Regions from separate parts of the Homo sapiens genome. Here region 1 is linked to region 2. A link is a contact called in ENCODE Hi-C or POLR2A ChIA-PET data. All regions are on one chromosome and are shown on one strand. Each heading gives the region's core, a stretch centred on a gene start or an enhancer-like site at or near the end of the contact. The rest is flanking DNA. Distances are from core to core; before and after follow the strand shown.

Evidence for each region. Hi-C counts contacts between places; a loop is a spot of excess contacts on that map. ChIA-PET counts read pairs that join two places held with the same protein, here RNA polymerase II (POLR2A). Pooled maps may share reads with other maps.
Region 1: a map of PC-3 shows a loop between it and region 2 (7-fold over the local background). The contact joins the promoter of PDLIM5 here to the promoter of BMPR1B in region 2. A Hi-C loop is called at or near these places in 2 of 168 maps with a recorded cell type or tissue (PC-3 and ascending aorta) and 5 of 50 pooled maps. POLR2A ChIA-PET finds 5 or more read pairs at or near these places in 1 of 52 experiments (A673).

What each region holds. Positions count from the first base shown.
Region 1 is chr4:94,450,666-94,454,277 of GRCh38, forward strand. It overlaps PDLIM5 (PDZ and LIM domain 5), which reads left to right and starts at 1,277. Exons shown (of 13, transcript NM_006457.5): 1 at 1,277-1,330. RefSeq lists silencers at 927-1,346, 1,517-1,776.
Region 2 is chr4:94,755,505-94,759,409 of GRCh38, forward strand. BMPR1B (bone morphogenetic protein receptor type 1B) reads left to right here and starts at 2,451. Exons shown (of 13, transcript NM_001203.3): 1 at 2,451-2,564. It overlaps BMPR1B-DT (BMPR1B divergent transcript), which reads right to left and starts at 2,029. Exons shown (of 3, transcript NR_121610.1): 1 at 1,890-2,029.

The sequences.
Region 1 (3,612 bases), core at 27-2,526, 310 kb before region 2:
GCCCGTAATCCCAGCACTTTGCGGGGCCGAGGCGGGTTGGTCACCTGAGGTCAGGAGTTCGAGATCAGGCTGGCCAACATGGTGAAACCCCATCTCTACTAAAAATACAAAAAATTAGCCGGGCGTGGTGGCGCACGCCTGTAATCCCAGCTACTCAGGAGGCTGAGGCAGGGGAATCGCTTGAACCCGGGAGGTGGAGGTTGCAGTGAGCCGAGATTGCACCACTGATCCCAGCCTGGGAGACAGAGCAAGAATCCGTCTCAAAGAAAAAAAAAGTAAAGAAATGTTATCCTGCTTCAGTTTTAAATGTTAAATTATTTAAAATTACGTAAAACAAAAAATTCATGGTCTCAGTTACAGTAGCCACATTTCAACTGTTCGATAGCCACATGTGGCCAGTGGCTACCGTTAGGGAAAGAGCAGCTTTGGATCTTCGCCTTTGGAATTTTGCTTGCACTTCTGGGGGCCGGGGAGCTCACGGACCTCATGAAGTTCATCCTTGCTTTATATGCTCCTTGGTTAAGAATTGTCCTTTTCACGTTTTATAAGCCAATTCACAGTGTAACAGTCTAGTTACTTTCCGTATGTTCAGTGAACATTATTCACGTTTTCTTATGAATAAATTCCTCGGGCGTATCAAGCAACCCTATAGAAGGCTGGAAAGTGGACTATTGATTTGGATTTAGAAAAATAAACTGAAGATACAGTGGTTGAATCACTTTTGGCCGCTTTTATGTATCACTGTCTTCTGGTGTGATGGACAGGGTTAACTTCTGTTAGGGTTACTGGTTTTCACCTTCCTGACAGGTAAACTTCTGGGTCTGCACTTTTCAGAGCATGTAAAGCTCTTTCAAAAAAAAAAACGCAGGCAGTAACCGCTGAACTTGCATAGATAGAGATTTATCCAAAGTACCCTTCTATTTTTAGGCAGAGCAACTGCTTGCCAATTTAAATTTCTGGAGAGAAAAATGCACCCACTACAAAACGGACGAGCGGAGGGTTAGACCTTTGCCAGGTAGCGCTCAAAATCCGCTAAGACTACTCCCACCGAAACTCGGTAGCGCAGTTGTCTTTCCGCAGCTGCTTCAGCCAGCCCCAGCAAGCCCGAGCGCCCGGCGCCGCCGCCACCTTCCCCGCCCCTGCGCGGCGCGGCTGGGACTGGCCCAGAGGCGTGGCCGGGAGCGGAGGGGCGTGTCCTGGGTCGGGGGTGGGGCGAGGGAGAGCCAGGAGGCGGAAGTTCCCGCGGGCGGTGGGGACGGCGCCCTCACCGCGAGTCACTTGTCAGCCCTTGTCTGAGGCGGAGGCAGCCCCGCGCCGCGCCGGACCCGAGGTGAGTGGCGGCCGGCCGGCGATGCGCCTCTCGGATCTCCGGTGGGAGAAGGGAAAGAACCGGCCGCTGTGCGCCGAACGCGAGAAGGGAAGCCCGGTTGGGGACGAGGAGGGGGCGCTCCTCGGGCAGGGATGGCTCCTCAGGTGCTTTCTGGGCGCGGAGCGGCGGAGGTGGGAGAGCAGCTTGGGAAAAGGAGCGCCCGGAAAAGGGCAGCGCTGGAGTCCGCATGAGGCCAGAGGGCGAGCCCTGGGGTCCCCGCAGCCCGGGCCGACCGGGACCAGCGTAGCGGAGACGGGGACGCGGGAGGGCGCCCGGAGGTGGCGAGGGCCGGCAGGGACGGGCACTGCCGCTCCCACCCACCCGGCTGCCGGCGTCGCCCGGCACCACCGTGGTGTGGTGTCTGAGTGCCCAGTCCTGCGCCAGTCTCTTGGAGGGTAGGAAGCGGGACTCAAAGGAAAAGGCGCGTTAGTTTTTCTTTGCTCCCAGGCTACTGAGAAGCATTTATTTCTCCCCCAGATATTTACAGTTTTGTGTAACCTGTTTGGGGAAAACTTCTGCGCGTCCAGAAATAAAGCTCGTTTAAGAAACACATTTGTCATGAACACGAGATTTGTTAACACTTGAGTACTTGTTGGGGCTTTTGTAAGACTGTGCCTTCGGTGCGTTTTACAATAAGTGGAAAAAGGAAGGGCGTGTGGACAGGGCAGAGCTTGGAAGGAAAATTCGTGGCGGCGCTGGGCAGGGCAGATTTAGGGTGTGATCGCCAGATCCTATCCCAAGTCCGCCTTCCTGACGGGGAGGACGTCTGAACCCGCCTGCCACGGAAACGGCCCGTTCGGTAGCCTTATTTGGCCAACAAGGCTAGGCGCGAATCCCTCCTGGAAAACTGTCCTGTCGGCTGCTTTCATCCTGTGCCTGTGGCTTTAGTTCTTCAGCTCTACCTACATTCTCTCTCCATTGCGGGGAAAGAGAATCTCAAGATATTTCTCTTTAATTTCAGGCCTTTTTTTTTGTCACTCTGTGTAGTTCATCTTGAGTTCTCCTTTCTCCCCTCTCACCCACTAATGAAGCTGAGATACAAGTGTGGGAAATACCAAGCTTCCTTCCCTAGTACTAGAGCAAAGACATTGTTTAGACTTTCCCTAAAAGAAAATCCATAACTCTACAGAAATTCCAACCTTTTCGACGTGTTTGAAAGAGTATGCTGCTATTTCCTGCCTGCTTGGTATTTGAGGAAGGGCTTGGGCACTAATAACCAGATGGAGGAGTCTTGGAAAGGCCAATAAAAATATTGCCATTGCTTGGGGCAGAGACTGTTTTAAGGCAGATGAATTCCAAATGAAGCTAGCAGAAGAAGCATCTAGAAATGAACGGACAGTGACTAGAAATGAAATGACACTGGTTTTGTAGTGTGGCTGTGACCTTGCCAGTGCTAGGAATTTTAATAACAAATGAGAGAAGTTAGGAAGGGAATCCCCAAGTAAAGGGAAGTTGCAAGTACATGGGTTGATAATCTAAATGAAATACATTTTCTTGTAGGGAAGAATGGGGCCAGAGGAAGTTGAGCCCAACTTTCATATTATTCCCCAGACACAAGTTAAAGATTAATAAAGGAGGGCAGGCTGCCTGTGAAATATCAGTTGGCTTTACACGATTCTGATTTGTATCGTGTCAATATCAGGACAGTCCTTCTATTAGTTTTCTGAAAATCTCCTCCTTTTATAGCGGGAAAGCAATTGAATTATGTGTGGCTCGTTATTAGCTTCCCACTAGTAGTTTTTCACCTATATATACAGTTTGACTTCCGGCTTGGCCTTTGGATCTTTTTTAGTGCTCTGTGCCTATTACTTCATTACTGAAGTAATGTGTTATTGCCTTGTAGTTCAGTATACTACCACGCCAGTAGAAAAGCTGTTTCGGTTTCTGATACAATTTTCTGTAATTTTTATTTTCCCTGATATAATTTTTCTTTAAAAACCAGGCTTATTTGAATGTTTTGCCCCATTTTCCCTTTATGAGAAGAAGGAATGTTTGCTTTAAATATACCTATGGCTCAAATATCTATATCTGCAACTATGAATTTGGGGTGATGGGCTAGAAATTTTGAATGGGTTAAAACATATTTTAAGACAGGTAATATTAGGTGGTGATTTGGTTGAATAGCTTACATTTTCCAAGGAAGTATGTTTTTAATATAAAATTACATATCTGTTATGTTTTTAATATTTTTTAAAGAGAGAGAATTATTGTTTCTTAGTATTCCATTAAAACAAAAGAAAACT
Region 2 (3,905 bases), core at 1,201-3,700:
CAGGAATTTCCTTTGTTCTCTGATTTGGAATTTTAAAAAATATATTTAAACAAGGTATTTAAAAAAATCTGTCTCCTTGTCTGCAAGTTGATTGAAGTGGAATCTGTGTCTTCTCTATCCAGAGATGCCTGTATTCCCTGAATCAGTATCTTATACCCAGCAGATTCTCTGAAGGATATTTGCTGAATGGAGGAGTTAAGCCAAGGAAAGATAATCCTTAGTGCAACTTCTGAAAAGATACAGGTGACAATACCACTAGCTCCAAAACATTCTGCATAATGTCTGCTTTATTTCACTGCAGTTTATGAGTGCTCCAATTCTAAGGGAGATTATACAGCTGTCAAATACAAATTATCAGTAATTCACACAGTAGAAAGGATAGATTCAATCAGGTTTCTTTCCTCTTTAAACTTGCTTAATGTTGATGAGATATTGACAATGATCAACACATTACATTTTTAGTTCTATGGATTTCCAGTAAATTCTCTAAGCTTTTCTATGTATACAATCATAAGCTCTGTAATGAATTATAATTTGGTATCTTATTTTCAATATTTAAAACTCATATTTCTAAACTCACATTTCATTTTCGATAATTTATTATTTTTAGTTAATTACATAATAGCTCATAATTCCTTGCTTTGTCTTTTATTTTAATGGTGTAGAAGTTATAATTTCCGTGTCTTCAAGCCCCCTTCTCCCCACAAAACACTTAGTTAATATGAGGATGGAGATGATGAAAAATTGGATTGAGGACCAGGTAGAAGGTAATTTAGGTAGTCATATGCTTTATTGTTTTGAAAGAAAGGAGGTGGAAAAGGGAAGGGGTGGGAGTGAGGGTATCAGAGAAGAATTGGGATGAGAGTAAAATGAATGGATTTTATCTTGGAATTCTTGGGGCAAGAGGATGAGTACTGGTACTGGGGACTGGAACAGTGGTTGAATAAGGAAGGTCAGATGATGTCAATGACTAATTTCACTTGTTTTGGAAATTTTCTTTCAGATACCTTTCTTCTTCCAGTTTGGCATTAGAAATCACAATGCAGATATATCATGGGGCAAAAAGACCTTTGTGGAGACTCTAACATTGCTTTTATAGAAAAAACATGACCACATCTTCATACACTCAATAAACACTGGGGGCACCGCCTGCTTTAAGTGCAAGCTGCATAAAATAAATTGATACACAAATGAATTTTTTATTGATAAGTGCAAAAAGATTACATTTAATGTTTAAAAAAGATTTAATAGAAACAATTTAAGAAAAGGGAGTAGTTGAAAGAAAATAGTAGGCTAAGAATTGAATATAGAAATAGATATGAAGAAAATTGGAAGAAAGTTACTTCAGGGTGAAAAACTGTTAAAAAAAAAAATGACTTAGATCACACACTTGGTGGTGACCAGAGACTGTTTGTCAATATTTTGGAGGAAAAAAATTTTACAGAAGGAGAAAATAAGTAATGCTGGAGAGTGGGAAGCTGAAAGGTATTGAAAGGAAAAGAGTATTTGGAAGTCACGAGATATCTCCCTGGGAAATAGAGTTGGCAAAATGGCTGATTTTAAAGAGGTTAACTATTCTCCCCAAATTTCTGACTGTGAACTAGCTTACTTTATATTTACCCACTTAGAAAGTGTTTCAACACTTAAAGACTTAGCAAGGAGACCACAAAGTATAAGACGTTACATACTTTTCCAAAAGAAACACGACTAACTGTAAACTGTCATCAAATACAAATGGAATGGGTTTTCTCTTTTGGGTTTTATTTTTTTATTTTTAATTTTTTGGTGGTTGTTTTCGTTTAACGGTTTCAAAAAATATGTAGAAGGGAAATATTTCATTTCCCTTGGACGCTCAACTGTATATATTTCAAGATTCTTAAAACCCCCACCTCAAACTGCAGGCTTAATTTTAATGTGTTCATTTTTTACAAGGTGTGTCAACGTTTTATCAATTTCTGAAAAGTGTCTATGGCCCCGAAAAGTTGAAATCCACGACATTATATCATCTCTGCGAGCCCTTTCCAGCTCTCAAGGTACAATAATTCCACGAATCTTTGTTCTTCAAACCAGGAGGTTTTCTGGAAACCTTCTTAAACAACCAGGACAGGACCCATGAGGGAAATCTTGGGGATGCTCTGAGCAGCGGACGGGGCTTGGGAAGCGCACCCCTGTACCCGGGCTGCCTCCGGCCCGCACCCCGCCGCTCCCCAAGTCGGCTCCGCACTCCGCACACAGGCGGCGGCGCTGGGGCCGCTCCAAGTGCGTTGAGAAGTGTAATCCCTCCGCTAAGTACTTGGCTCTCAGTCTCCAATCACTAGTGGGAGCTGGAGAGGGCAAGTGAAAAAAAAAAATTCCAGAGGCAGCCGAGGAGCGAGAGGGAAAAAAAAAAAAAAAAAAAAAAAAAGTCCCGCGGTGGCGGCGGCGGCGGCGGCGGAGCGGCCGCGGCGGCCAGAAGTTGACGGCGCAGCCGGGCGCGGGGCGCGGAGTCGGCGGGGCCTCGCGGGACGCCGGGCAGTGCGGAGACCGCGGCGCTGAGGACGCGGGAGCCGGGAGCGCAGCCGCGGGTAAGGCGCGCGCGGCGGGGCCCCGTCCCCTGCGGGTGGCCGAGTTCCCGAGCGCGCGGGAGGCGGCCGAGCCGGCGAGAGCCGGGCAGAGCGAGGGGCGGCGCGGGACGGGTAGCGGCTGGGTGCGGAGCTGGGCGGCGGTCGCCCTAGGCAGGACGGAGCGCGCGAGGGAGAGGGCGAGAGCGAGGGCGGGCTGCGCGGCCGTGGGGCGGTGGCGGCGGCGGGGAGGGGGTCAGGCGGTGGCCGCCTCGGCTTTGTGCGCGGGCGGCTCTGCCGGGACCCCGAGGCCTCGTGCCTGCGCAGGCGAGGAGTCGGGGCAGCGGCGGCGGCGGGCGGGACACGTGCTTCGGGCTGTAGGGACGCCCCAAGGCAGGGAGTCGGACCTGCGAGCGGAGGGATGGGGCGGGAGGGCGAGCTGAGGGCAGTCGCGGAATCCGGGAAATGGGAGGGAGCCCGGCGGGGCGGGGGCCCAGGGCCAGCCCAGGCGGGACCCGCAGGCACCCACCTGCCCCGGACGCCTCCCGAGACCCAGCCTTGCCGTGGGGGAAAGTGCGCAGCGGGCTGGTCCCGGCGCCTTGGACTGGGCTCCGTCTCTGCTTCAGTTGCCTGTCTCTTCTCCTCTCTCTCCTGCTTCTCTCTCTCTATGCCTCTCTCTCAAGTTCTGGGTCTTTCATTCTCTCCCTTTTCTTCCTTTCTCCCTTCCTCTCCTTATTGCTATCCTTTGCCTCTCCCCCCGGTCTCTCTTTCCTTCCGTGCGTCTGTCTCCCTCTCCCCACCGCCTGCTCTGGCTCTCCCAGTGTGTCCCTCCTCTGTCCCTTCATCCTCTTCCCTCTGTCACTTTCGCACAATCTTTTGGTCTCTCTCTCTCTCTCAAGAGGCTTTCGCTCCCGGTCTTCCTGGCTCCCCTGTCTCTTGCTCTCTGCGCCCATCTCTCTGCTCGTCCCTCTTTCTGTCCAGGCTCCGTGTTTCCGCCTGTGTTTGGCGGTGTTGGAGAAGAGCCTCTGGAAGTTGTCCGCTGTGGTGCGGGTCTTACTTCTTTAGAGCTGCACCCCTCCAGCTGGGTCCTGCTGTTTGTTCTGAATGGAAACGCTGCAGTTCCCTTGAGTTATTAGAAACTGCTCTTTTCTTAGCCACCTTTCCAGCAAGGTGAGGTCAGTGACTACGAGCGGCCACAAAGGTGCCAGTGAAAGACAACGGAGGAAGAGAGCCGTTTCACTACCTCCAACAGATAAAGAAAATGTGTTAATACCAAACTTACCTGCAGCAAAGCAGAGCCACCTGAGAAAAGGTTCTTGAGTTCTGCAAAGAAACATAAAAGGCTCCACTGGAAATGAGAGGGTT